Regions from separate parts of the Homo sapiens genome. Here regions 1, 3, 4, 5, 6 and 7 are each linked to region 2. Evidence: chromatin loops called from intact Hi-C (ENCODE). Cell type or tissue: sigmoid colon. All regions are shown on one strand. Region 1 overlaps SLC7A1 (solute carrier family 7 member 1). Region 2 has its middle 3.8 kb from the start of LINC00365. Region 3 holds the start of LINC00544 (long intergenic non-protein coding RNA 544). Region 4 overlaps UBL3 (ubiquitin like 3). Region 5 has its middle 110 kb from the start of UBL3. Region 6 overlaps LINC00572 (long intergenic non-protein coding RNA 572). Region 7 overlaps SLC7A1 (solute carrier family 7 member 1).

The links. A loop is a pair of places that touch in the nucleus more often than their neighbours do. Peaks named below come from ENCODE experiments on the same cell type or tissue, not always from the same donor. Only the 100,000 strongest peaks of a DNase experiment are listed, where the experiment ranks them.
Region 1: it touches region 2 in a loop (7-fold over the local background); 32 of 110 quality-filtered maps call a loop at or near these places.
Region 3: a loop joins it to region 2, with 4 times the contacts of the local background. A loop is called at or near these places in 40 of 110 quality-filtered maps.
Region 4: it touches region 2 in a loop (8-fold over the local background); 103 of 110 quality-filtered maps call a loop at or near these places.
Region 5: a loop joins it to region 2, with 10 times the contacts of the local background. A loop is called at or near these places in 3 of 110 quality-filtered maps.
Region 6: a loop joins it to region 2, with 4 times the contacts of the local background. A loop is called at or near these places in 39 of 110 quality-filtered maps.
Region 7: it touches region 2 in a loop (8-fold over the local background); 101 of 110 quality-filtered maps call a loop at or near these places.

What each region holds. Positions count from the first base shown.
Region 1 is chr13:29,589,061-29,593,060 of GRCh38, forward strand. All of the region lies in intron 1 of SLC7A1 (solute carrier family 7 member 1), which reads right to left. Among named protein-coding and RNA genes, the nearest start is that of SLC7A1, 4.6 kb to the right of the region's middle. RefSeq lists enhancers at 267-1,263, 3,424-3,925, 3,926-4,000. In sigmoid colon, no CTCF peak of the experiment used is centred here; no DNase peak of the experiment used is centred here.
Region 2 is chr13:30,110,688-30,114,687 of GRCh38, forward strand. No RefSeq gene overlaps it. Among named protein-coding and RNA genes, the nearest start is that of LINC00365, 3.8 kb to the left of the region's middle. In sigmoid colon, a CTCF peak has its summit at 2,455; a DNase peak (open chromatin) is centred at 2,444; H3K4me3 peaks cover 205 bases; H3K27ac peaks cover 1,044 bases.
Region 3 is chr13:29,935,535-29,939,534 of GRCh38, forward strand. It overlaps LINC00544 (long intergenic non-protein coding RNA 544), which reads left to right and starts at 997. Exons shown (of 5, transcript NR_033889.1): 1 at 997-1,167; 2 at 1,668-1,747; 3 at 2,372-2,475. RefSeq lists enhancers at 61-180, 311-430. In sigmoid colon, no CTCF peak of the experiment used is centred here; no DNase peak of the experiment used is centred here; H3K27ac peaks cover 462 bases.
Region 4 is chr13:29,769,094-29,773,093 of GRCh38, forward strand. It overlaps UBL3 (ubiquitin like 3), which reads right to left. Exons shown (of 5, transcript NM_007106.4): 3 at 3,019-3,105. Among named protein-coding and RNA genes, the nearest start is that of UBL3, 80 kb to the right of the region's middle. In sigmoid colon, a CTCF peak has its summit at 2,261; no DNase peak of the experiment used is centred here.
Region 5 is chr13:29,741,232-29,745,231 of GRCh38, forward strand. No RefSeq gene overlaps it. Among named protein-coding and RNA genes, the nearest start is that of UBL3, 110 kb to the right of the region's middle. In sigmoid colon, no CTCF peak of the experiment used is centred here; a DNase peak (open chromatin) is centred at 2,200.
Region 6 is chr13:29,922,277-29,926,276 of GRCh38, forward strand. The region is part of intron 1 of LINC00572 (long intergenic non-protein coding RNA 572); the gene reads right to left. Among named protein-coding and RNA genes, the nearest start is that of LINC00572, 2.4 kb to the right of the region's middle. In sigmoid colon, a CTCF peak has its summit at 2,102 (motif pointing left); DNase peaks (open chromatin) are centred at 1,725, 1,985, 2,434 and 3,345; H3K27ac peaks cover 1,928 bases.
Region 7 is chr13:29,506,148-29,510,147 of GRCh38, forward strand. It overlaps SLC7A1 (solute carrier family 7 member 1), which reads right to left. Exons shown (of 13, transcript NM_003045.5): 13 at 3,267-4,000. Among named protein-coding and RNA genes, the nearest start is that of MTUS2-AS1, 20 kb to the left of the region's middle. In sigmoid colon, a CTCF peak has its summit at 2,168 (motif pointing right); DNase peaks (open chromatin) are centred at 1,443 and 2,174.

The sequences.
Region 1 (4,000 bases), 520 kb before region 2:
CTTTGGGGAAGACGGGCCCTTGCTGCAGGCCCTGGTGTGGACAGCTCCTGCCCCAGCCTCTCTGAGAGTGTTAAAGATGCATCCTCTAAGGAAAGGGGGCACCTCCGCAAGATATTGTAGAAATCAGCAAAGCCAAGCCAAGGGCAGGATGACAGCGGCCACTGGCCTTAAGAAGGATGGAACACAGAAAAGGAAGCTGACTTTCCCCTACGAACAGTCTCTGATTTCCACAAGACCCCCTGCAAAGGGGTCTCCCCAGGTGGAGATGGAGGTGGAGTGTGGGCGTGGCTGGATGGTGATAAATCAAACAAGGCTCCATTGTGGTCTGGGCAGGAGGCATTGCATCCAGCCAAAGGCTGGTGATGTAAATGCCAAACTACTGACCCAGAAAGAATGCAGCCCAGCCTCCGTCACACACACCGGCTCCTGACACTGGCCACGTCCCAGCGCAGCTGCCCCAAGGACCCCAGGGCTCCAGCTGTGCCAGGTGCCTGGACTTGGGAGGGGGAAGACCCACTTTCAGAGACAGCAGAGGGAAATCAGGGCAAAGAGAGGGGAGGCAGGGTGCCCTCCAGCGTTGGGGCGGGTGACCGGTGCCAGCACCACCTGGACTCAGCCAGAAACAGAGGGACGCAGGCAGATGGGCTTCAGATCTGTCTGCCTCCCACTCAGTGTACACAGGGCAGGCCAGGCCAGGCCTATCCCGAGACAGGCTGGAGTCCAGGTACAGGCAGACATCTGGGTTCCAATCTTCACTCTGCCACTGACTGCCTACCTGTGTGCCCGTGGGCCACCTGCCTTCCCCTCTCCCCATCAGTCACACCAGAAGGGCCGATCCCACTGGGTGGTTAGGAAGATTCAAATGAAACATAGATAAAGCGCAGAGTACATGGTGAGCACTAAATAAGTGCTTGCAATGATTGATCTTACCTAGCCCCAGGGCCCCTCCCTTCCTTCCTACTTGGCCTAACAGACTTTGGCTAATGGCACTCAGTAAGCAGACAAGATGCAGAGAAGGACACTTCGAACACGTCCATAACAGATCAACTCCAGCCACTTTGTGGGGAGGATGAGCCCCTGCCTTCTCACTGCTGCCCCCAGGTGGGTGTCGCCCACCACCCCTGTGCTGTATGGAGACATCCTATCCTACAGACCCAAGCACGGGATGAGTGAGGTGGGAAACACGGCCCAGAGTTTCAGCTTTTCAGCTTTGCTTTTTCTAAAACCCAAGGGCTTCGGAGTAATTTGAACAACATGTTTGGGATGACTGTAGCCAGGGCAGTCACTCCCGTCCTGCCCCCCACCAAACACACACACATACATATACACATACACATACACATACACATAAACATACACATACCCACACACAGCAAACACTAAGAAAGGGGCTGAGAGCTCTGTTTCCCAGGAGTCCTAGAAGTCACTGAGCGCAAGGTGCATGGGTCTGAGTCCTAAGCAAACCTGCACCCCATGCTCAGGGAGACATCAGGATTCCAAAGAGAGATGGCTTCAAGTCCATCCAGGCAGTCAGAGCCAAAACAGCCCAGAGACTATTGTTCCTTCCCTCAGACCTGGGACCAGATGGGATGGTGAACCTGTCAGCAGATGCCTCAGAGGCCCGCATCCCTCCTCCAGCACCCTGGGACTATGTCTGCCCCTTCTAATTTAGAAACCCACCCAAGGAAAGAGCACAACATTTTAATGCCTTGGTAAAATGAGAGAGCGAAATTAAGTTGTTGTAAAAATTATTTTTCTCAGGGCTAGGCTAAGTGGCTCACGACCATAAACCTAGCACTTTAGGGAGGCGAGGCAGGTGGATCACTTGAGGCCAGGAGTTTGAGACCAGCCTGGGCAACATAATGAGATCCCTTCTCTACCAAAAAATAAAAAATAAAAATTAGCCGGGTGTGGTGGTACACACCTATGGTTCCAGGTACCTCAGAGGCTGAGGTGGGAGGATCGCTTGATCCCAGGAGGTGGAGGCTAATACAAGCTGTGACTGCACCACTGCACTCCAGCCTGGGTGACAGAGTGTGACCCTATCTCAAAATATATATATATTTTTCTCCCACACCTAAATCAAGGAACTGAGCCTTCTTTCCAGTATAATAGTTAACACTTACATGCAACATTTAGACTTGTGCCAGAGGCTGTGTTAAATCCATAACATGGATTATCTCATTTAAATCCTCTCAGTCCTATAAAGTAGGCACTAGAAGGCAATTATTATGCAAACAATATGAAAAAGAATTTAAATGTGGTTCTGAGGAATATCTCAGAAAAGACACTGACCCCGTAAGTGGAACCCACTCTGGGGCTCTGCTCTTTCTGCCAGTAGGGATCATGATGTCTCCTTTGACCCCACAGCGTAGAAGCCCCATAACCTCATGTTGCAGAGGCCCCATACCGAGCAGAGGCCACTCCCTGAGTCACCACTGCTAGATGGTTTCTACAATGCAGAACTCACTGTGCAGGACACGGCAGTGTGGGATCCACTTTTAAAGAAACAGGAAAGCAGCTGGTTGCCCTCACAGCCAAGAATCCGATCTGAACAAGTATTCTGAAGAAAGCACTGCAGTAGGAATATGGAAAGCTAGGAAACAAAATTGCCATGCCCTCTGTGCCCCCAGAAAAGGGAGGGGGGCAAGGGGACAATCAGAAAAAAATGGAAAGACAATGTAGCCAGACATAGTCCTACCAGAAGAAGGGACATCCTCTCCCACCTCCAAATAAACCCCCAGGTTTCCTCGCGCTTGATTTTTGGTTGCCACGGTCAGAAATTTTTGGTTGCCGTGGTCAGAATTGCAGGCTGCTAACAAAAGGACTGATCTCAAGAGAGAAATGTAAATGCATGGACTTGGTGCCTTGATTCTTTCAAAGAACACTGTGGACTCCATGCTTCCTAACTTCACTACTGTGAGGCTGAGAGGGACAGGCTCTCCCAATATACAGATGGAGCCAGTATGTAAGGTTCACGAAGTCTAAATTACTTCAGAGAGAAGCAAAGCCAGAGAAGCCAGGAGCGGTGCTGTTCCCAGTATTGGTCCCAACTCCCCTCAAAGAAGCATCCTTCGTTTCAGGGCAGATAATCATCCCATTCTGCATTGAAGCTGTGAAGGCCTCTTCCCTCAGTCACACGGCTCTGATTCCAGTTATCCAGTGTGTTCACCAAATGCAATACCTGCCATTCCCCACTGTTCCTGACAATAACTAGAGGAAAAAAGCCCAATGAAAGCCACTGGGTGTGGCAGGAGGGGCAAACCACAGACCAGCCAGAATCTGGTCCAAAGCCCAGAAACATCTTTTCTGAAGCCCAAGTTCCTGGGATGACCAAATCTCGACCAGTGGGCCAGGTAAATGGCATCCCCTGGGTCTGCCAACACTGCACATCTGAACGAATGCCTTGGGAGAAAAAGGAACACGGCTAGCAAGCCACCAAATCATTTTCCCAGTTTGATGCCCATCCTTCTGGTAATTCCATTTGGAAATGTACTAAGCCTGGATTGACAGATCATGACCCACACTGAACCACAGGGGTGGTTATTTTCAAGGCTGCTTTGTAGATGGGTATGGGAGTGGGGGAGGAGGCAGATTATGGCAAAACAGAAAGGGAGGCCACTAAAGTTTATCACAAGGCAGATAATCTGCCACAAATGAAGCTACTACTCTGTTCCCTCACGGGAAGAGAGGTCTAAACCCTGGGGTGGATAGCAGGTTGGCCAGGGATCTGATGCCTCCCCACCCGAGGCCTGGGAAACCTGAGGGTAGGCAGATGTCCTGAAGATCCAGGAATACCCCAGGACCTTTGAACCCCATGTATGGAGGGTCTCCATCCCACAGGACAAGTCCACCACCAGGCGGCCCACTAGAAGGCGGCAGGGGAGCAAAGGGAGGCCATGGGCAGCAAGGAGACAGAGGCTGAAGAGACCCCCCAGATTTGGCGAGAGGAGCCAGTAAAGCTAGGTGAAGGGGAAGGAGGCCAGCAGCCTGGACGGGT
Region 2 (4,000 bases):
CTGCCACGGAGTTGCAGGGGCCAATCTCAAGCTACTGCTAAGACAGATGAGACCCTTGCTCCCTTGCCACCTGCAGGGTTCCCGCTGAACCTTGCTGCTTTGTCTCAGAGGATCCTGGGTCTGCACACGCGCAAACAGCAGCTGGACTTCGGCAGCTTCCATTATGAAGGGAGGAGCCACGAAGAGGGAAGGAGGGGGCAGCTTTGGTTCCTACATTCCAGAAAACATCAAAAACACATGCCTGATGCACATGACTTCATCCATCCTCTCTCCACCCACAGGAGAAGGGTTCCTAACACCAGCCACACTGAACAGATGAGGGAACTGAGGCACAGACTGCTCACAGGGAGCTTGGAAGGCCCAAGATTTCCTGCAGGCAATCTGGCACCGGAGTCTCTGCTCTGAACCATGCTGCCTGCTGGCATCAGGTGAGCATGGCACTCATTGACTTACTGTTCAAACCTAAGGTGCTTCAGTGTGAATTCATTAATCTCTCCATTCATAAAAAAGTCAAAACAAATGAATAAAAACATTTATCAAGTACCTGACTTATGCCATTCATTATGCTGGTAAGTGGAATCTTTTATGTGAAATGAATACCTGTTGAATGCCACTAGTTTTAATCCTCACAACCAATAAGGTAGGTAGTATTAATAATTTTCCCATTATTATTATTATTATTATTATTATTTGAGACAGAGTCTCCCTCTGTCATCTAGGTTGGAGGGCAGTGACATGATCACAACACACTGCAGCCTCAACCTCCGGTGCTCAAGGGATCCTCCTTCCTCAGCTTCTTGAGTAGCTGGGACCACAGGTGCATGCCGCAACATCTAGCTAGGTTTTGTTGTTGTTGTTGTTGTTGTTTCTTGTTTTTTGTAGAGACAGGGTCTCATTATGTTATCCAGGCTGGTCTCAAACTCCTGGCCTCAATGAATCCTCCTGCCTTGACATCCCAAAGTGCTGGGATTGCAGGCTTGAGCCACTGCACCCAGCCATAAATTTTCTCACTTCAGAAAGAAGGAAACGGAGGCTCAAAGAGTTCAGCTATGAATCCCACTTTGCTTGGACAGTGATTCAAACAAAGGCTTGCTGGGAAGAGCCAGCCCCTCAAAAGGCTGACAGAAGAGAGTTTAATGAAGAGATGATTTACAGAGGCCTGGGGAGGCATAAACAAACTAACTAGGGATGGCAGAGCTGGAAGCCGTTTCACCCTGAAGCCTGAAGGGGCAAAGGCAGAAAGCGGTGTTCTAGCAAACCAGGGAGAGCTAGCAGCAGGGCATGGGGCTGCCTAACTGGAGCTGGGGCCCCAGAAGGACCCACCACTGCCAGCAGGGGGAGAACAGAAGAGACACCCTCACTTCTCTCCCTTCCATCCAATGGCCAAGCCCAGCTAAGAAGCAAGAGGGCAAGAGAGGGGAACAGGGACTGGAGCAGGTCACAAAGAACAGCTTCTAGGGGTCTGCACAGGGCAGAGAAGGACGAAGAACGAATGGGGACGGGAAATAGCTGGAGACCATGCAGCACGAATGGTGAAACATGGAGCCAGGATTGGGAATCACTGCACAATCCAGCTTTTCCCAGTGAATATAAGAGTGCAGAGCACTCAGTGTTAAAAGATAAGCCTGATGTGACTCTGGACCCCGCAGACTAAAGACAGTATGGACGGTTCAGGAGAACATTTTCAAGTAATGCATAAACCATCTGTTGTCCTGCCCTTTCCTTTGTACACTAAGGTGGAGGAGACATCGCTGTAACCTACAGCCTCCCTCTCCCAACCTGGCAATACCCCAGGGGAACAAATGAATGAGAAGCTGTGGGAGTCATTTCTGTAGCCATTTCTCCCATCCTGATGCCGCACGGCTCCAAACCCAGAACTAAATTAAGATGCAGCGCCACAGTTCTTGGCCTGGGAAATTTGGCATAATAAGCATTCCAGGTCACAAGCACCTTTTCATCTTCTTCTCTGCGGAAGCCCCTCTTTTTCCAACATTATGTCATACAACTCAATTGACACGGTCCCCCGCCTACAGACATGCCGGTGTATTCAGCAGAGACGTGAGACTTTGCTCAGCCACTGCAGAGGGAGAGCCTGCACCTGGGAGGCAGGGAGCCCTGCAGGAACGAGGGGAGGAAGAGATTAGGAAGCACGTGCTCTCCTAAAGAGAACAGCCACTGAAGATGTCTAACAGAAAAACGAGAGCTCCTGGTAATAATCACTTTAGCATCGATCAATTATAATTCCTCGATTAGATCACATACTGCTCATTACCATTAAAAAACAAAACAAAACAAAACCCTGACTTTTCCATTAGAGTCAGAGCAGTAGGTTTCATTTTGATTGAAAAACTCCAACTTCAAGAATGAATGAACGCATTCCAGCCGAATCAAAGCCTGAGCTGAGGCTGCAGACATTTTGTTTCCTCCCTGCCTCTACCCGGGGCGTCATCTAGCGTCCGCCCTTAGGTACTACACTCTCCTGCCAACGTAAGCCTTTTACTCCAGAGTTGGTTTCAGTAGAAAATCATGAGACCTGACAGGAGAAAAAAAAAAACTGGCCTCAATGATAGATATTTTTCAAAAGCGGTTGAGCAATAAAGACTTCCCATTTATTGGATTTCACACATGATTTTGCTTGAGCCAAACCAAAGACTCATGACTCCTAAAAAACAATGAATAGACAGAGTACAGAGTGCTTGGGCATTTTTCTCAGGGCTCTCTGTTCTTCGGAAAGATGTTTATGTGCAAAAATAAAAACCTGACTGATTTACATACGGAATAGGAACACACATTTTTCAAGGTGTGGTATCTTACAAGTAACATTTATTTGGACCCCTCTTAGGGCTGAATTTTACCCCTCTCCCCACCCCCCCCCAAAAAATCCTGTTGCCGTCTAGTGCCTCAGAATGTAACTGTATTTGGAGATAAGAGCTTTACAGAGTTAATTAAGTTAAGATGAGGTCTTAGAGTAGGCCCTAATCCCATCTGACTGGTGTCCTCATACAAAGAGGAAATCTGGACATAGACAAGTGCATGCACAGAGGAAAACCCATGTGAGCACACAGCAAAAGGCAGCCAAGGAGGCCCTGGAGAAACACGCCCGGACTACATCTTTATCTCGGACGTCCAGCCTCCAGAACAGTGAGAACATCTATGTCTGTTGTCTAAGCCACCCAGTCTATGATATTATACTATGCCTAGCAAACTGATATACCCCCCAAACTCCCCCCACCCCCTAAGCTGGGCAAATGTTAGGTGACTTTGATGCTGAGAGTGCCTGAAGCAAACTCTTTATCTGCTCTTTTTGTACACAAGGACTCTTGAACCACTCTTGAACCCGGAAGTCTCTGGCAATGGCTTGGGGATCCCACTTTGCCTACTCCTCGCCCCCGTCAATAGGGGAGTTGTTATCTCTTAAACCACTCCGGGAACCTCTCCTCTCTGGGTGGAGGTTAAGGGGACTCAGTCGGGGAGTTAAGTGACAAGGGTGCCTCTGGCAGAGCCTAGGTGTGTAAGCTTTGGCAAATGACCAGGCCTCGCTGAGCCCTGATTTTGTCCTCTGTAAAATGAGAGTGATCGGATTCCTTGGAGCACGAAATGCCTTCAATGTGGGGCTTAGCACGGGTCTGGCTCACAGTAACTGCTCTCACGCTCCACTAGCCACTCCTTAGCAGGAACGTGGGCACGAGAATTCCCAAACTTCCTCGAGTCAGTGTTCAGAACCCCGCCCTCCCTTTATCTTCAAAGGAGAAGGGAGAGCAGTGGGTTACAAGGGTCAGCTTTTAAATACCCCTGCTCTCCCTTGACCACAGACCCTGGGGAGTTTCCCCAGCTAAAAACGAAGTTTAGAAAATTGCTTGCAATGACCCATGATTTCAAGGGCCCCAGTGAATGACAGATCTATTGAGGATAGGGCCCCCTGGCTGGAAATTTAGAAACATTTTGTTTTTGTAAGAGGAAAAAAAGGGCAGAGAGGCACGAGGGCTGCAGGGGATGGCTC
Region 3 (4,000 bases), 180 kb before region 2:
GGAGATCACAGATCACAGAGTACATTGCACCTGCCCCATGCAGTGGCGGAGCAAGACGCTCAAGGGTCTGGAGTTAAGAGGGACCATTTGAGGTTAAGAGGGAAGGAGTCTCCCTTGTTTTGGTTTTTGTTTTTTGTTTTCCCACACAGTCCCAGAGGGTACTGTGGTGTTCTGACACACTCCCTGTGTCAGAGCTGTTTTTTCATTATGACCAAGACAGAGCAGGTGTGAGAGCTGAGCATCCTCCCCTTGCTGTGCTCCTCTGGTCTCCAAGGCACCCTCCCCATGCGCTGCTTCCTTCCACTTACCGCCCTCGCACGGCACCACATCCTGAGCTCTGCTTGTTCCCTCTTCAGACTGGCAGGTGGTTATAGAGGTGTTTGGGGTGTCAGCTCTGAAATGCTAAAAATAAAACCAGGCTTTCTATCCTGGGATGTCTCATTAGTTTGCTTACAAATGAGTCCCCCTGCAGTTTTTCAGCAATTGGCTAACAAGCTCTAATTTGAGCGTTTGGGCTGGACCTTGGCTCAGTGGGAGCAGACGCGGAGCAGACGCCTTCTCGGAGCTGCCTGTTTGGGGAAGCTGGTCGTTTCCACTCTAGCTCAGCCTCCCAGAACAGGGAAGCTGCAGGAAAGTTGACAAAAGCACAGCAAAGCAGGGAGAGCCTCCTCGGTAGAGAGCAACGACCAGGTGGGTGTGGGTGTGGAGAGCAGTGGGGCCCACCTGGGCAGGTGCGGGGGGATGGGAGGAGGGGCTGAGAGTGCTCTCTAAGTTAAGGTCACGGTGTAGAGGAGAGGACTTGAAAACTTCCTGCAGCAGCTTCGTGGCCCGGTGAAATGTTCTCAGCAGCAAGCATGAAGCTCTGATTTGTAAAAAAATCAATACGGCTTGCATGCCAACTATGCCTTCTCCAATCCTGCATTTGTGATGTCAGAGGTTGTCATTCTGGGCTATGGAGCAAACCTTTCAGGGTTGACCCAGTCCTTCTAGGTCATGTGGAGTGGGCCAGCTTTAATGAACCTGTCTAAAAGGAAGGAAGAGAAAGAGCTCAGCTCCTTAGGGGAACAAGGTGGACCTTGGCAGCTGTCTCACTCCTCACCAGCTCTTCACCTCAGATCTTGTCCTGACTTCCTGGTCCACTAACGGCCTCCTGGATAGAAGAGTCAGGTAATGATCCCTGCCTTTCAATACTCATTGCTCAGTTTCAACAATCATCAACAATTTGCCAATCTCATTTCATCTCTCCTCTTATCTTTTTCCTTTTCTGGAGTATTCAGATCCTCTCACTTTCTGAGTGGAACTAAGAGTCTTCCTCACCTTCATCACCACTATTAGCTTATAAACCTCTTTTAAGGACAGGGATTCACCTCAGCTCAATTATGTTTTGTTACACACGTGGTACCCATCTTCTGTGTTGAGAGATGTTTGAATTATACAGTTTTTAGTGCATTAAGTGTTAGTGTTTGGGATCCAATTTGGCTCACTCTAGATGAGCTATAGAGTCTTCATTTTTTCTCCTCTCCCTTTTTCCTTCTTGAGTTAAAAATCACAGTTACCCAGCCTCCCCATACCTCCCCCCGCACCCTATATTACCACTTGTTTTTCTTTCTTTTTTCTAACCACACCCTGAGGCATTTCACCAGCAACTCTTTATTATCTAACCACAGTTCACCAGCCCAGGAGATGTTCTGAAAATTGACAATGATCATGATATACCCTGGATCCAGAATACTTCTCTATACAATGGGTGTGTATAAAGACAGACAGACCTGCCAGGCTCCATCAGGAAAGCTCTGTGTCTCCTTCACATGTGGAGGGACAGAATATTATCTGGAGATGGAGAATGCTTCTGAGAGCCTCTAGCACAGGGATCCCCAACCCCACAGCCTCGGGCAGGTCCCAGTCCCAGTCTGTGGCCTGTTAGGAACCGGGCCACACAACCGGGGGTGAGCGGTGGGCAAGTGAGCGTTACCACGTGAGCTCTGCCTCCTGTCGGATCAGCCGGTAGCATAAGAGTCTCATAGAAGCGTGAACTCTATTGTGAATTGCGCAAGTGAGGGCTCTAGGTTGGGTGCTTCTTATGAGAATCTAATGCCTGAGGATGAGGCAAAACAGTTTCATTCCAAAATCATCCCCCGGACCCCATCTGTGGAAAAATTGTCTTCCATGAAACCCGTCCCTAATGCCAAAAAATTTGGAGACCACTGCTCTAGTAGGCCTGCCTACTGGGCTTACTTTGTGTATATGAAATTGATAATTATTCCTCGTTTCAGAAATTTAAAATGTTACATTTATATTTCTTTCATATTTCCAACATTGTACCAAAGGTCAGTCCTAGAATGCTTTGTTTTAGCTGTTTTTCTTTCCTTAGGCAGAGAACAAAGATTGGTGGCTTCCTCCTGAGCACACTGGGATGTGGCATTACATCGGGGCTGCTGAGTGCCCTTACCTTCAGCTGCCCAGATGCAGAGGCAGGTGGGTGGGGCCAGGGAGTTTGATGCTTCACCTCCTTAAGTGAGAACTGCATCATGCAAACAGTCAGCTCTCAGCCAGATGGCACCACAAGGTTCTGTGAATTTCTCTCAGCACAACAAGCACATCTGCCAGTTGGGTTCCAATGCTGTTTTCTCTTTTCTTCTCGGCACTAGACACCAGGGCTTTAATTACACAGCCAAACTCAGCCGCAGAACACTCCCCAGTCTCGTCCTGGCTGGGCCCAGGACCTCCCCACCTCTTCAAAAGCCCCAAAATGGAACGATCATGGCCGGTCATCAGGGCCGGCAGGTGCAAAGGTGCTAAGTGGGCTGAGCTGACCCTGTACTCCTCTTGGTTCTCTCTGTAATGATCCCCTCTTCCTCACAGGCCCCCTTTGCCCTGATCTCGCCCTCCCACCTGCTGTCGGAGGGCCCCTCATGGAGATGCTCAGCCAGGCCCAGACCTCAGCGCTCCCTTGGCCTGGCCTTTCCACTGGGCTTCCTCGTGTCCTTAGTGCCCGGGTCCCCAGGGGAAGGCTTGGCCAGAGAGCTGCTTGGAAGCAACAGTTATTACGTAGACAATTGACAGAAATCTGTGTGGTTGTGCGGCCACACTCCTTTGTCAATCCTGCCCAGATATCCTGCTTTCCTCATAACAGCCAGCATTTTTCTGAGTGCTCACTATGTGCCAGGCACTTTACTGTATTAACTCATTTAATCCTACAACAACCTTATGAGGTAGGTGCTGCTGTTAATCACATTTTACAGATGAGAAAACTGAGGCACAGAGAGGTTCAGCCCCTTGCCCCAAATCACCCAGCTAGTAATGAGCAGAGGTGGGATTCATATCTAGGATTCTAGCCTGACTCAAGAGCCAAAAGGCTTTTAAAAGAAAACCTGAAACTACGTACAATTCCATATGACATGGAAAAAATTAAATAAAGTTCTTGGCTCAAAGGGTGGCATTGTGATGCTTTCCTTTTCCCTTTTCATCTTCTCATTTCCACTCTTAAAAAAATTATTTTTCTCACACAGTGACTGTGACAAGAGTAAATATGATAGTGGAGGTTCAGATAATGTGAAAAACCAGTGGAGGAGACAATTTTAGGTGGCTTTGCTGTGTCCTCTTCACCTGACAGAGGTGGGCACCCTTAGGTCTGGTTTATGATCTTGGCCAAGCCTCAAAAAGGGAAGACCAAAACTCCTAGAAGCACCCCGTGGTTATAGAGTTGTTAGGGAAATGCGGTATGCAAAGCCTCTGAAAGGAAAGGATCCAAGCTTAGGGATGTGAGGATCTACTAAAATTGTAAGGGACACATGAATAAGAGGGAGATTGATCTGTGACGATGAGTTGGCAAAAAATGAAAATATGCACAAACTCCCCACCATGGAGGAGGCCTCGTGTGCGGGAAAAGGCATTGTTTCTGCCCTTTGGATGTGTTGAAGGATGCTCTAGAATAGGGAAAGTCATTAAAAACTAAATCACAGAGGAGCATGTGACACAGGGCATAGTGCAAGGGGAGTTT
Region 4 (4,000 bases), 340 kb before region 2:
ATCAAACAATCCAAGCAAAGTGCTTTGCACAGAACTTGGTACAAAGAAAGCATTCAGTATATACTACCATCATCATTTTGAGATAGCAAGGAAAATGAATCTGAGAAAAAAGGTAGGTAAACTGAGATATATATGTAAAAAATGTCAAGACAGGCCTGGAAAGCTCCTGAGAGGCTTACCATTTGAAGTTACAAATGTAATGCGTGGGAGCTATTATTTTTCTTCTCCATCTGAATTTTAACTAGAAATAGTAGGTATTGATGTTAATAACATTTAAAAATGTGAAAGAAGAGGAATACCAGAATCTAAAATGCGTTTTCTTCCTTTCACTGTGGATGCTTCTGCTCTCTCCTATGACACAGTACAATATCCAGAATAGAGGTTTTCAACCTTTAGCGTACATAAAAATCACCCAGGAATTCAATTCACTAGTAAAATTAGGAGATGGGGGTTGGGGAGAGAGGGCATGCAGAAATCTGCATTTTAAAATAAGTATCCTAGATGAGTCTCATGCCCACTATTTCAGAGCCACATTTTTGGAAATGCTAATCTGGGCCATACTGAATGCCAAAGCTTTAGCTGATCATCTTCTTCACCCTCCGATTAACAAGGCTGCTGTCACACCTTTCCTTTAATGAAATGAAACTCTATATGGCTATAAAGGTTCTATTTTAAAAAGGGGGGATTCAGGGCTATGTTTTAAGACATTTGATAACCAAACATTTCAACCTGAAACTTAAGCAGAAAATTTCAAGAATGGCAGAGAATGCCCAGGCTTCCTACTTTGTCTGCATAATGGCTGAATTCCACCCATGGCTGTATACCCACTACTTCGTGGTCATCCACTGCTTGACCACTACCTATAACAAGATCTCACTAACTTTCCCTGGCAGTCTATTCTTTCTTTAGGTAGCTCAACATGTTCACATATTCTTTCCTATATTGAAGAGAAAACTGTCTTTGATTTTCAGTTACTGATCCTAAGTCTAATTCACAGGGCTATACAGAGCAAGTTCTAGGGCCACACAAAGCCTTCTTCCACACAGGCCACTCAAATATTTAAAGATGGTTGTATTTCCCTGTGTGCTATCTTCTTTATTATTCACATTGAAGAACACAGGGAGGCTAAAAAGAAAAACTGAGACCCAAAAGACAAATAGTTGAATGTTGTTATCCAAACTTGCTCAAACATCCAGCTACAATTATTAACGCGGAGGTCCAGGCCATGCTTCTACACTAGAGATAGTTTATTGTTTTTGAAAAGAAGGACAGCAACACAGAATTACAATAATAATTACATAAGTCAATCTGTTCATTATTCTAAAACAGATTTCAAAAAAATACTGGTAAAAAATTATACTTTAGTGGGAATAAATCAATAGTTTTGATTTTAACACAAATTCTATGAGCTTTAATATGAAGTTCAAACTCTGAGGTCACAACAGAAAAGATAATTAAGGAATGGAGTTGGTGGGAAATTGCTCACATAGATCAATACTCAAAAGGGAAATGGAGCATTTCAAGGTTCACTCATATAATCGATAGATTAAATTCAACCAACATTTACCAATTTTTAATTCACATAAGATCTTGTATGAGCCATGGAGAATTTTAAAAAGACTAGAACATGGTCCCATCCTTAATGAATGTACAATATAGCCAGGGAGCTAACAGTCAATTCTTACATGAAGAGCATTAAGAGTTGGTCCATCTATTTATACAAAAGCTATAAAAAAAAAGCTACAAATCAAAAAAGCTCCATTTTAAAGTGCCAGATATCTCTTAGTAGATAGCAGCATTTTTTAGACCAGTTATAATACTACCAGTGAAACTCAGTGTGAGATTACAGCCTGAAATGTTTTACTCACTTGACATTGTCATAAAATCATTTGCATTCATCTACTTTAGCCCTTATTGCCCAGGATTTTTACCAGTGCATTTTATCTGTTTGTCCTATGTAATACTAGAGCAACCTGAAGGGAGAGCTTCTGTCTTATTCAATCCTGTATTCCCAAGTGCTTAGCACAGTGTTGGCCCATAAGAATTTAATAAATACATGCTGAATGAATGAATGCAAATATTCTACCTTTAAGGAAAAATAGATTAAATATTAGGTTTAGAGGAAAAACTCAGACTATATTCAGTGAAATATATATTTAGATAGACCATTTCATTTGCCTATACGTTTCCAATTATCTGAATATATTTGAAATACCTATTTTCAAAACTACCATCAAATCCTGTTGATGGTAGAAAATATACCCCATAAGGGGGCAATATTGAGCTACATTTCTCCAATCATATATAAAGAACAATAATAGCTAACAATTAAGGTGTTTACTATGTGCCAAGCACCATTTATGCACGTAAGCACTTTGAATATATAAAGTAATTTACCCTTCTTAACCTATGAGGTAGGCACTACTGTAATTCCATTTTACTGATGAGGAAACTGGAACACAGGTTGGTTAAGTCACTTGCCCAAGGTTTACACAGCCAGTAAGTAGTGCAGCTAACATATAACTTAAATAGTCTAGTTCCAAAATCTGTTCTTTCAACTATTATGCTAAAATGCTGCTCTAATGTCAGCCACCTACTTTATTCTCACATGATTAGCAACTGTATCAGGTAGAAACATCTGAAAACATCCCTTCATATATTTGAAAACTATCATAAATTTTTCCTAGTTTGTGTGTCCAGTCTTAAGTTTAAAATACTACATCTGAATTATATATTATTTGGAAATATAATAACGTTACATTTAAAAAATAGTAGGTATAGAATCCTACCTATACTGGGATAGAGTTTATTTCACAAGGTAGTAAATACTTACTACAGTCCTAAAACTAAATTTAACAGAATATACAATGTGAAGGAGTAGGCATACCAGAAATAGGCAGAATTCATAGTTTGAATTTATCATTTTTTTTAGCAAATTCAAAGACATTAACATTTAAAACAAGCGAATCATGCTACCATGAGACAGACATTAAATCCCATTACAAAGGTGGCTGTTACCTCCTAATGTGACATTTCCATGTAGAAATCGTCCTTGATAAATAAGTCGTAGAATATTTGGACTGCTGACCTGCTCTTCTTCCCAGTCTGAAAAGAATCCAGTGTACTGGTTAGGTATATTCCAACATATAATTAAGGTACTACTATATTGTTTTAAAAATTCAGATCCAAATCAGTTAGAGTACAAAGAAGGCCCTTGGAGCTTCCTACTACTATTAGAAACAGTCACTATTCATACATTTACCGCAACCTTGGTTATTACTTATTCTTTTAAGTAGCAAGAGCTGCAAAAAGACTCGTTTTGCTTCTTAAAGAATACTAAAATGTACCAAATTGTAGTCCCCAAGTTTAAAGTTAATACAAATGAGTTGGGAAAGACCTACTGAGTAAAAAGAAATATCATTTTAAAATTAATTTCAATTACCAGTAATTAACACATAGTATTATAATGCTCCAATATTTGTACCTGTTAAAATGTACATTTAAGGCTAGAAAACAGCAGGCTTAACAAAGATCTAAAAAACAGTTAATATATTGATATTGAGAATAACAAAAAAACTGTTTACTTTTGGATAATGTTGATATATTATCTTATTGTCTATCTGAAGTCAGTTAGTAAACATTAGAGAAGATACAACTTTAGTTCACCTCACCCAAAATGAAGACTTGGAAGAAACCAAAAAAATTATATATATTTGGAGGTACTGTACAAACATGAAAGCTAGAAAAGTGTACACACAAAGAAAATAAGACAAACTGGTAGGCAGAATGGGTAACAGAATATTTAACTTCAGCCTATAATTTATATTATTGTAAAAGATGGAAACCACTCCATTAAAATAAAGGTTTAAGGACACTAGTGTTATGATAGGGTAAAGGTTTAGTAATTTTCATGAGCTTGCAGATGTAACAATTTAAGCTTTGAGTTTAGTAATGATCTGAGAATTCCTTTGTCTTTTTTGTCAACAATTCTAATGTGTTT
Region 5 (4,000 bases), 370 kb before region 2:
AAGCTGTGCAATAACATTCTTTTCTGGCTTTCACTATTGTCTATGATCTTAGAGACCATTCTCAAATATTTACAGCTACAGTTCTTACCTTTTACTTGGGAGCTCGTCTTGGGGATCCCCATAGCAGTTTTGGGGAATTGAGACCAGGGACCAAATTTGCATTTGGTCCCTACCCCATGCACCTACCCCATCCGGTAGGGCTAGGCTCTACCTGTCCTGTTGCTTAAAATCCTGGCATTTTTGCAGCTGCGGGTCAGACAACACAAAGCCCCAATTTTAATGTTTATTTTCCTGTTTGGTGTGGATGCCCTGTCCATCTCTGCAGTGCACTCATGAACACATAAGCCAAAAATAGCTACAGTGGGTCATAGGTCAAAGCAATTCATCAAGATAAACTTTCTGAGAAATTTTCTATGAAAATCTTTTGCAATTATGGGATCACTATAATTATGTCCGATGTTTTCTACCACTCAGGAACTGTTTAATCTCCCTCCCTTGGGAAGAGGGGTCAAGATGACGTGGGTTCAGGTTGTAGGAGATAGGTGTCCAGGAGTAGGGGCAATATGTGGAGTGAGTGGCAATTACTAGAAAAAAAACCGCAAGGCAGTCCCAGGCCAGGGTCAGAATCAACCAGCAGGGCCAGGCCTCCCAGACACGTGAATCTGGGCCAAGGTTTTATGTGTGTGTGTGTGTGTGTGTGTGTGTGTGTGTGTGTGTGTGTAAGAGAAGGCACCAATGCACTGAAGAGAACAAAAAAGATAGAAATAGGATAAAAGTCTGGAGTCATTCCTGACCCCAAATTAGGCCACTTAAGTGCTTTGTTTGTTAAAGTAGCATCCATGGCTTCCGAGATGCATATGTAAGGTGCATATGAAGAAACGAGAGGCATTTTCCAGCTGGTTATTTTTTATGTCATCCCTTGATCAAAGGTAATTCTAGCACTTTGGGAGGCAGAGATGGGAGGATCACTTGAGCCTAAGAGTTTGAGACCAACCTGGACTACATAGTGAGACTCCATCTCTACTGAAAATAAAAAAATTAGCTGGGCATGGTGGCACAAGCTACTCAGGAAGCTGAGGTGGGAAGATCGCCTGACCCCAGGAGTTTGAGGCTGCAGTGAGCCACAATTGGACCACTGTACTCCAGTCTGGGTAACAGAGACCCCATTTCTGAAAAATAAAAATAATAATTTAAAAATAAGGATAGGCCGGGCGTGGTGGCTCACCCCTGTAATCCCAGCACTTTGGGAGGCCGAGGCAGGAGGAGCACAAGATCAGGAGATAGAGACCATCCTGGCTGACACGGTGAAACCCCGTCTCTACTAAAAATGCAAAAAAATTAGCCAGGTGTGGTGGCAGGCGCCTGTAGTCCCAGCTACTCGGGAGGCTGAGGCAGGAGAATGGCGTGAACCCAGGAGGCGGAGCTTGCAGTGAGCTGAGATCGTGCCACTGCACCATGCCCAGGTCGCCAGCCTGGGCGACCGAGCCAGACTCCATCTTAAAAATAATAATAATAAAAATAAAAAAAATAAGGATAACACTGGCCAGATGTGGTGCCTCATGCCTGTAATCCCAGCACTTTGGAAGGCTGAGGCTGGCGGATCACCTGAGCTCAGGAGTTCGAGACCAGCCTGGCCAACATGGTGAAACCCTGTCCCTACTAAAAATACAAAAAATTAGCTGGGCATGGTGGCAGGTGCCTGTAATCCCAGCTACTTGGGAGTCTGAAGCAGGAGAATCACTTGAGCCCGGGAGGCGGAGTTCACAGCCGAGATCACGCCACTGCACTCCAGCCTAGGCAATGAGAGTGAAACTCTGTCTCAAAAAAATAAATAAACAAATAAAGATAACACTGCAATCAAGTTCCAGGAAGGCCTTCCATAGTATGATTCAAATAATGCAATGTAGGGATGTAGCTCTTGGTAAAGAGTAGGCTAAGAATAGTTGGGACAAATGGGCATAAAAACTAACTGAGCGTCTCCCATGCCTGGTGAGTGGCGGACCTGCCTAGAGAGGCTTCTGGTGTGCTCCTTCCTGCCGCTCCGTGACCGTGACAGCCTCTGCAGTGGTGTGGAAATCAGCACATTCTCTTTCTTACTCCGAAGGAAAAGGCTGGGAATGATCTCACACCAAGACCTAATTGTTCTGCCAAGTCAATCACCCCCGAGGCTCCGAAGCGTTTGCTCCTCCATGCTGACTTTCGTGGAGCCTCTAATGAGGCCCAGCATGGCCCAGCGTTGTGTCCTCTGGGCCTCGTCATCTGCCTTTCTTGGAACGTGGACTGAGAGCTTGTTTTGGATCCTCACCAATCAGGCCTTCGAAATGGCCAGGAGGTCTCAGTAGACAAGCCGGGTAATTGAACATATGCAGGTTGTTTATTTTGTCCATAAAGCAGTGACCACACTCGGAGAAGAAATTGCCTTGTTAAAAAAAAGATTCTGTTCCTCATCACTCAATGCCTGGCTCTGCCAGCTGCAGGGACTTTCCAGCAATTAAAATAAACAATTCCACATGTGCACAGTCAACCTTGCAGAAAAAAGGTGTCAGGAAATAAAGATGTCACAGAATTTGAAATAAAATGTGTTTAAGAGCAGCCTGGCTCTCTTGAATTGGAAAGTGGCTTTTCTTGGAGCTGTAAGAGTCTTAACAACTTTAGAACTAGAAGAGAATGCAGTGTTCATGTGGTCCAGCCTCCAGGTTTGATGGCGAAGGAAACTGAGGGCTGGTTTTTCCAGTATTGCAATTGGACTGTGGAAGAGTCGAGACTATAAACCTGCACCCAACTCTCAGGGCTGTGCCTTCCTGTCCTTTGGAGATGATCAGTAGGAACAATAGGGGGTCAAAGAAAGCTCCAGGAGACAGATATGGCTGTAGATCTGGAATTAGAGGACCCAGTGGAGATCATTACAGGGCAGGGGCCAAATGAGAATGAGAGTGAAGGCCCAGGGGTGGGAGTGAACAGGATGTATTCCTGGAACCAGAGAGGAGACTAGCCTGATAAGTTTTGGGGGAAAGTGAGGATTAAAGTTGGATAGTAGAATACATTGATTGGTCAGAGATAATAATCGCAGGAACCAGATGCCAGGCTAGACAGTTAAAGCAGAAAGGGGTTAGCAGTATACGTTACTTGGACAATGGAAGGAAGAAACAAATAGTCTCTAGTCTCTAGGTTAAGCTTCCAAGAATGACTGTTTTTTTTTCTTTTTTTTTTTTTTTTGAGATGGAGTTTCACTCTTGTTGCCCAGGCTGGAGTGCAGTGGTGCAGTCTCGGCTCACTGCAACCTCTGCCTCCCGGGTTCAAGTGATTCTCTTGTCTCAGCATCCCAAGTAGCTGGGATTACAGGCATTGGCCACCAGCCCAGCTAACTTTTGTATTTTTAGTAGAGACAGGGTTTCACCATGTTGGCCAGGCTGGTCTCCAACTCTTGACCTTAGGTGATCTACCCACCTTGGCCTCCCAAAGTGCTGGGATTAGAGGTGTGAGCCACCGCACCTGGCCAACCAAGAATGACTCTTAACCACACTATAGAAGTGGTCACCAAGAGAGCGGAGGGTTCTGTCATGACCAGGCAGCTGCCACATTAAGAAGCTGCCTCCAGACCAGGAAGCCACTGCCTCCAAACCAGACCCTCTGCCCTTGTCGCAACCCACGCCGGCAAAATGGATGCTTCACCCCCCAGTTCTCTTCCACATACCTCAGCCTTGAATCAAAACTCACCAAGTGCATCTGACAGTCGGAATCTTCTCACAGCTGGGATTCTAGCTGCAGTAGAGTCAGAAAAATGTAATTTTTAGCTCTCAATTTGGGCAACTTGTGAAAGGAATGCTGGAAGGGTTTGGAATGGATGCTGAACAAGCCACTCCACAGTATTCACTGCATGTGGAGAGCTTGGAGCCACAGGACAGGGACCTGTGATCGGGAGCTTGGGCTTGCGTGGTCACAGGTAAGGAGCTGCTGATAATTTCTTGGCTAGAAGAGAGTCATGAAGAAAGTGATTTTG
Region 6 (4,000 bases), 190 kb before region 2:
ATCTTGAGCCTTTAAAGATGTTGATGCCTGAGACCCGCCCTCCAGAAACCGTCGTTCAGTGGGTGCGGTATAGCTGTGACTAATTTTTGTGGAGCATTTCTCATGCAGATCCAGGGTTGATAACCCCTGCAAATCACTAGATAGCTTACCACTTCCACCACAGGTCCCTTGGGCCCTTATTTCTCGAGTAACAAGCTGTAATTCGGGGCAATTCAATCTCCAGAATATCCTACTATTGATACCCAGAGATGTACATTTCACCTTTTGTAACTTCACCCCTGGTCACTCCGTCCAAGCTCCCATGATGACTCAGCATTCTTAATACCTCTTGGTTTTCCTTCTATTTCTGTAACAGTAAAGTACTTCTTCAGGATAACTTACTACTAAGTAATAAAAACATGAACTAGTGGTGAGTAGTAGGGGAAGAAGAACACATAAAATCTTTCCAGCTCTCCATTTCTCATTTCTCCTCCCTAACTCATGATGAGTGGTAGGCCTGATCCCATCAGCCATGAGTGGGGAGGGCTGAGCTGAGGGCATGCATAGGAATGGCCTGGCCCCTGGGCCCACGTGAGCAACTGCACGGACAGTTGGGCTATTATAATAATAAGTCTAGGGTAATTGCTGATAGAGAGATGCAGATCCCTATTTTTTGCCCTGTAGCCGCTTAAAAACCTTTGTTCATAATTGTAGATGTAAAGCTTGTACTTCTTACTGGGCATTGGATTTCAATGGGAATTAGGCCAAAATATGGACCAGAGAATTGGCCCCACTGTGGCCAACCTGGGAATGCTGAGTCAGTCCTGTTCTGCTGACTCAATTCTCTCTTTGAACTGCAAGACTCACAGTCTAAGCATTGAGACCAGTGGTTCTATTGCCAAGACAAAGGGGAAAAAAGGCTGATTAAATTTGAGACATGGCAGATAATGCCAAAAGGCAGAGGCAATGTGATCTCTGAAGAGAGAGAGACGGAATATGTGTTTTGGAGATACGAGTATTGGAAAAATGGAAATCTCATCATAAAATGACTGCTGTGAAGCAGTTGCTCTGAGGAATCCCCCTTTACCCATGTCCTCTTAGATTCCCTCTTTCTTTGTTCCCTTAGACTCTTCTAGTTCCAGATGGTCTCTGGTGGTTGCTGTTGTTTTTCTAACAGCCCGGGTTTTTAAGTCACTTAAAAACCCACATGAAAGGCCCATGAAATATCAAGGTGATTCTGAGGACTGGCTCCATTTGCTCCAGAGCCCGAGTTCTGGCTTAGGTAGAGGACACCCCAAGGAGACTCAAACCACAGATCCAACTTTGAGCTGCTTCCACAAGCCCCAAAATGCCTTGAGCCTAATCCAGACAGGCTTAAAAGTTTAGCTGGACAGGATCTTGGACATAATTTTTACAGGTTAGGAAACTAATAGCTAGAGAGGGTAAGTAAGTCACCCAGATCACATATCATGCCTGCGACAGAAACAGGACAAACACCTGCCTTCCAACAGTCATGCACTTGCTGGGTTCCTTCTCTGAGCTGGGGAACGCCAGGCTAGCCCTAGAATGGCATGCGAGGCTGGAGAAGGAGACTGTTCCCAAGCCATATACCCCATGGCCCTTCAGTTTTGGGTGAATGCTTTTGAAAATTCTGTCTAGGCACCAATTACACAAACAAAACAGAAGAAGTGGAGACTGGGCGAGCCAGCCAGAGAGAACATTCTTTATGTATGAAGTCACTGGCTTTCAGTGCAAACTACTTACAGAAACAAGGTTCTTGTGTGGACTGCCACAAGTAAGGCTCTCCAAGGCCTCTAGTTGCAGCAGAGAAAATGTGATAAATCTACAAAACGTTCTGCAGCTTTACTCAGCTCTTTAAACTCAAATATTTGTTTTGGATGAGGAAATGGCTCAGGGCATGAGCACAATCTCACCAAGTGTGTGATCCTGGTGCCACGTGGCCACAGCATGATTCAGGATTTCTCCTGCCTTAGCCACTCCTCTAACCAACAACAGCACCTGAGTCACACTCCTGGCGTCCTTGCTGGGGCTAGGACCCACCCCTCCATTGGCAGCCTTTGTCTCCGGGGGCACGTGCAATACAGCGCCCCCTGCTGGGCACCCTGTCCTGCTCCTCTCCAGCTGGGTTTGCCTGCCTGGACTGGCTGCCCAAATTCAAGACATGGCAGCTAATGCCATGTGCGACTTAAAGGCTCTCCGCTTCCTATTTTACAAGAGGCTCTGTCTGCTTAAAGTGCTCAGTGCCTGGTGATGCCATGTTTTTTCCTGTCGCTAGCCCCCTCAAAAGAAGGAAATTCATTTGGGAGTTGTTTGAGGTGGATGAGGACATCCTTCCTTCACATCTTTGGTGTCACTGGAACAGGTGGAATTCCTGGCTGGAGGCAGGTGATGCTCCGGTGAGCACATCAGAGGCAGCAGCCGCAGTCTGCTCACCCTGCAGCTGAGACGGGGGAGAAGCTTCGCCAGCTGCCTCATCAAATGGAATGCAAACAGAGAGGAGAGCCCCACTTGCTCATCATGCTCCTAGCTACTCCAGCCTCGCTCCAGGGTGCTCAGGGCAAAAGAGGGCAGCCCTCTGCCAAGGAGGGCTTCCTGGTGTGTCTTTCCATGGAGGAAGGACTCCTCTGGGAAGGACTCCTGCTGGGGGACTTGGGGCATCTGGATTGCCAGCTGTACTCAGCAAGGAGCGGCCGCAGAAAGTTCTGAGTGCTTCTTGAGGGAAAGCATAAGCCATCAGCAGAGAGGGAGAGAGTCAGAGCAAGAGCGAGAGCGAGCGAGAGAGAGAGAGAGAGAGAGAGAGAATGGGCCTCCCAATCTACAAAGTCCCTGCACCAGAAGTAAGGACATCAGGCTTGAGACCTTGAGGCTGCAGCTGTGCACACCCATTCCCCCAGCCACTGCTCATGCCTGCAGTTCCTGCCACAGAGAGAGGCCTTCCACCCCACAGCTGAAAATAAAACTTAAATGCACATACCCCTTTGACGGAAAAACAGTGACTTCAAAACCATCAAAACAAGAAGTCACTGATTTTAAATCCTTTACTGAGATTGATAGGGAAAAAGGATTATGCAGGAGCTGGACGTGAACCGTGGCTGCTACACAATTTGGGCTAGGGCTTACTCTTCTCTCATTAAAAAACCCTATTTATTCCACCAAAGTAGGTAGAGTTCTCCCTCTCCTCTTTGGATTCTCTACTATATTCCTTAGTAACGTCATGAGGCTTTCTCAGGACTAAGCCTGCAAGTTGTCTATTAAGCCAGCTTTCCAGTGGGGACTGCCTAATATTGACCAAATACTTTAGAGAGTCATATCATCTGTGAGCTGGCAGAGATCCAGAACTCCAGTCTAGCACTCACATTTTACAGACAAGGAAGCCAGTGCCAGGGCCTTAGCCTGGTTTCACAACTCTTTCTCTGGTTCTCTTGGTGACTGACAACAAAACGACGCCTCCCTATTCTGGTGTGGCTTGGGCTTCTGGCTGCTGGCACAGGAATAGCCAAAATCCTTCCTTTCAAGCTTTCTGTGTAATGGAAACCCTGCTTGACTAATTAGGGCCCACCTCTCTCAAACTCCTGAATCACTGGCATTCATTAAATATAGAAAAGCATTTTATCCCCCTAATGAAGGAGAACTGGAATAACATAGATGAGTCACACACACTGAAAACTGTCATGATATTCAAGAAAGGTGACCTTCTCTCACACCTGCAGACCTGGGAGGGTGGATTGAAATCTACATCCAGTTTTCTCCTTGGGCTCTGACTGGCAGGAGGGTTTGTTGCTTGTTTTTTTTTCTTTTTTCTCCAGTTCCTTGTAGTAGGATGGAGATGTGGGTTCTGTTTTATGAGGTGTGGATTGCGTGGGCTGATGGCGTGGAGGAGGAGACTAGAAGAAAAGCAATACACACACACACACAGAAACACACACATACCGCCCCCACACACATTAATGCATACACACAAACCCCACAAAAACACACATGCAGAGATACACATGCACAC
Region 7 (4,000 bases), 600 kb before region 2:
GGGGGCTTGAGCAGCCCCTCCCCTGGACTTGGGAGCTCAGTGCCTCTGCTCTGCAAGGCCGGGTGCGCTGGAGTTGGCTGGAAGGAGGACATAAAAGGTCATTCACTCATTTCAACCTGAAAGTGCTTGCTCCCCCCATCCCGATGGCCTTCAGTTTGGGCTGCAGCCGGTTTAGCCAGCTGGACCTCGAAGTGTCCCACAGGTGTCTGGCACCATCACAAGGGAGACAGCTGGGTTCGCAGGTTCCCTGTGGTGGTTTTGCAGGGTCTGTGGGAGTGGCAGCTATTTCAGCGAGATCAGCAAGTCCCTCCTGAACAAGTAGTGAACAACAGACCCTTTGGAGACACAAATTCACTTCCGGACCTCACAGGGAACACCCCAGGGCCACCTCTGGGTCATCCCAGTATATCGATGGCAATCTAGTTATTAATAATCTATCTATCTGGCCACGTGTCCTAACCTGTTTGTTTCTTTTGGGGTGTCTTGAGCACCCTTCACTTTCATAATGACCCCCTCCCATTGTCCTTACCCCACCTTATGCGGTAAACAAGGCAGCTGGCAGCACCTCCACATAACAAAGGAGCAAATGGGTGGCAGCCACCAACACGAGCAGGAGGTGAGATTAGAGCCAGCTTTCCACTGTCCATGGAGAATGGTGTCCCCTTCCACGGCTCATTTGCAGTAGGCAGAGGAGACTCTGGAAGTCAACTCACTCACTGACCTCCTCTGTGCCAAGGAGCCCTGAGAGCTGGCTCTCCCTTCGTGGGAGACTTGCATCCCCCTAGCAAGAAGGGAGTTACGGAGTTAAGCACAGGTGGAAACCAAATGGTTGGACAGCTTCCCACCTGCGATTGAAGTTGAAGGATGTTCTCAAAGCCATTGCTGCATCAGTGTGTACACTTCGAGCAATGACTCTGGGATTGCACCCTGTCACCTCATCTGTAACCACCAAGTGGTGAGAATCCTGCCCACGTGAGAGTCTGTCAAATGCTTACATACACACACAGATACACACACACTACACACAATCCCGAAGGCTGGTAAGCCATTCTGGTGGTTAAGACAGAGCATGTTAATTCACTTAAATTAAATTTGCTAAATACATTTTTGTTAGCCAGTCTGCATCTTTCAAACCTCTTGCCCCAAACCTCATAAAATAAAACCAAGACAGACACCTGGTGTTTCTGAGGCCAGGCTTGGGTCACTCCCACCGCAGCGTGATGATGCAGGCCAATCTTCCTCACTCACTAAGTCGGGAAGCTTTTTCCAGTGCCAGCGCCAGGCAGGGTCGGGATGCCCTACAGCTCCGAGCTCAGACAGCCCTGTCCCTTGTATGTCTGCAGACCTCCTGGGTGCCCATGCCTCCTCCCTCTAAGGCACTCACACCACAGACACGAAGAGAGCACCTGCCACGCAGCTGCTGACTGTGCATAGCGGCTTCTCACATGACTGCACCGCCAAATTCACGCGGCAGGCACTGGGCTTCGTCCCTCCTCCTGCACTGTGGGAGCAGCGGTTCAGAACCAGCTGGCACTCATCATCAGGTGCATTGTTTTAAGGAGAATTTAAAAGCATCCATGGCAAAGTCCCACCCAGCACAGCTTTTTCTTCCCCACGCAGTCTCAGATCCACTGGGATTAAGTGCTCAGCCACACCAAGAGCCAAAAAGCTGTTCCCCTCATCAGCAAACATACTGCCTGTTTCATTCCTGAAGACTTTTCCTCACGTTGTGTTTTTTAAATGGCTGTATTTATGGCTGAGTGGACAGGCTTAATTTGGTAAAACTGAACTGTTCCCTTTGAACAGGGGTTGATGGGATTATCTGTAGTTGGTTCCAGCCCTCCCTGCTGCAGCCTCAGACCCTGCCCAGGTCTGTGTGGTGTAAGGGCTGGGCTGAAGTTGGAAGCCAGGCCAGCACCCCAGGCCATGGCTCCACAGGCTTCCTTGTTGCTGCGAATGCCATTTGGAGGCAGCTTTTGAATGACCAGAGGTGCTTCATAACCAAAATGTGCAAGGGAAAACTTTCTCCAGGTGGTACCCCTCAAGCCTACAGCCTGGCATCGCCCCACAGGACCTTGAGGAGCCACCGGTCAGGATTTTCGAAGAGAGTGCTGAAAGACTTGGCATGGCCTTTTCAAGCTGTCTGTGCGGCACCAAGCAGTAGCCACTAGGTGGCAGTGTGGCGCTGCAGGAACTGGGGTCCACCTTGCACTTGGCTCAAAGTCATCCTTAGGGACCAGAGGACACATACAAAAATCCAGGAACAAGGCATGCCCCATGCTTATTTCCCAGTTCTGGAATCTATCAGGCTCTCTGGGCTGCTTTGCGAAGCTGGCCCCTTTTGTGAATCAGGTTCTGCAGCAGCAGAACCTCCCGCAGTAATTACACTGGGCCAGAAACCACGCCCAACCTGTGTCCCAGGGGCACGCTGCACGAGCTTGCTTACCCACCACGCAAGCTCTGTGGTCTGGCTTTCTGTGTGGCCAAGGAACACGAAATGTGCATGATGCTTTCAGGTGCAGACGCTCATCACATATTCCAGATCATAGGCACGCTGGGGCCCGGAGAGCAGCTCGCCTGCCTTCCTCTCTGCACAGCTCCCTGGGTGTCTGCTTTCAGCACCATCCATCAGCTGACAAAACTCAAAGGTCAAACCTTATCTTCTGGGCAGCAGATCTTCTGGTATAGCTGCTGTGAATCACTGCCTTTTACTGTCTGGGAATTAAGGCTCACTTGACTGAATTTGCCTCTAGTGCAAAAATGGATCCTTTCTCAAGGGAGTTGAGGGAGTGAGATAGTAACAATTACCAGGATAGCTACACTCCCCGACAGCCCCTCCGCCCTGCATGCACTCTGCTCCCTCTAACAGGATAGTGTATGTGCAGGCCAGCACAGACTGGGGCGGCAACAGGTGAGGGCGTTTTGTTGCCAGAGACCAAGTCCTTCAGCAAATGCCTGACAACTGGCAGCCTCTGAGCTGCTTTATCCCAACAGCTTGGTTGGAAGGAAGACCTCTGTGGCCCCAAAGCCAAATAAATCTGCAGACAGTATCAGAGATCCAAAATGGGGGCTCAAGGGATTCTCTGGTTGAGGCTCAAATTGTTGGAATAAGGATTTTCCCCAAATGGCTACAGGAAAGTGAGAAGATAGGACTAAAGTCACGGGCTGTGGGGAAGCAGAGCGGGATCTGGAACTCTCCATGGGGCACTTCCAGGCCTGGGTCCCAGGAGAGACCCACTAGGATTCTTGAGATCACACCATGCACATGGAAGCCATAGAATTTATTCGAATTTGCAGAAGCATGAGATAATGTACCACAAAAGAGTTTGATTTTACAACATAAAGTATGGTAGGAAGTGGTCAATGTACACAGTGTTGTCAGCAAAAAGGGGAGGCAGGGCAGTTTCACATTTTTTGAAAGGTGGTGGACGACAACTACACTTGTCCTTAAAGTAAAATAAAAGCAGGAGAGACCCAGCAGAGACCAACCTGATTTGCAGTTAGCATCAGAATCTAAATCTAGTATCACAACTTTAAGAAACTAAAAGAAAACTATTAGAAAAATAGAACATCAAACAAGCAAAAAAATATACAAATGTACATAATAAAAAACACACAACTCTTAATAATGGCTCCATGTTCAGTAGAAGAAAATATTTACTGGAGAAACCACAGCTATTCAGGTTTGATAATAAACCAACCCTCATTGGTATCATTACCCTTAGTGCTCCTTAAACTCATTGAAGCTGAAAGGCACAACTTAAGCAGGAAACTTATCATCTTAAATATATATTATAACTTCTCAAATGGGAAAATAAGTCCCAAACTTAATAGTCTGTCATCAAGAAACACAAAATCATTTGCCTTGTTAATAAATTAACAGTCTGAGTGCATCTTTCCATCCTGCTTCCTGACCCTGCTGGACACACTAATAAATACCCTGAGAAAATCTTCTCTTTAAGCTTGGCCAAGGTACTCCATCTCCTGTGGGGTTTTCAGC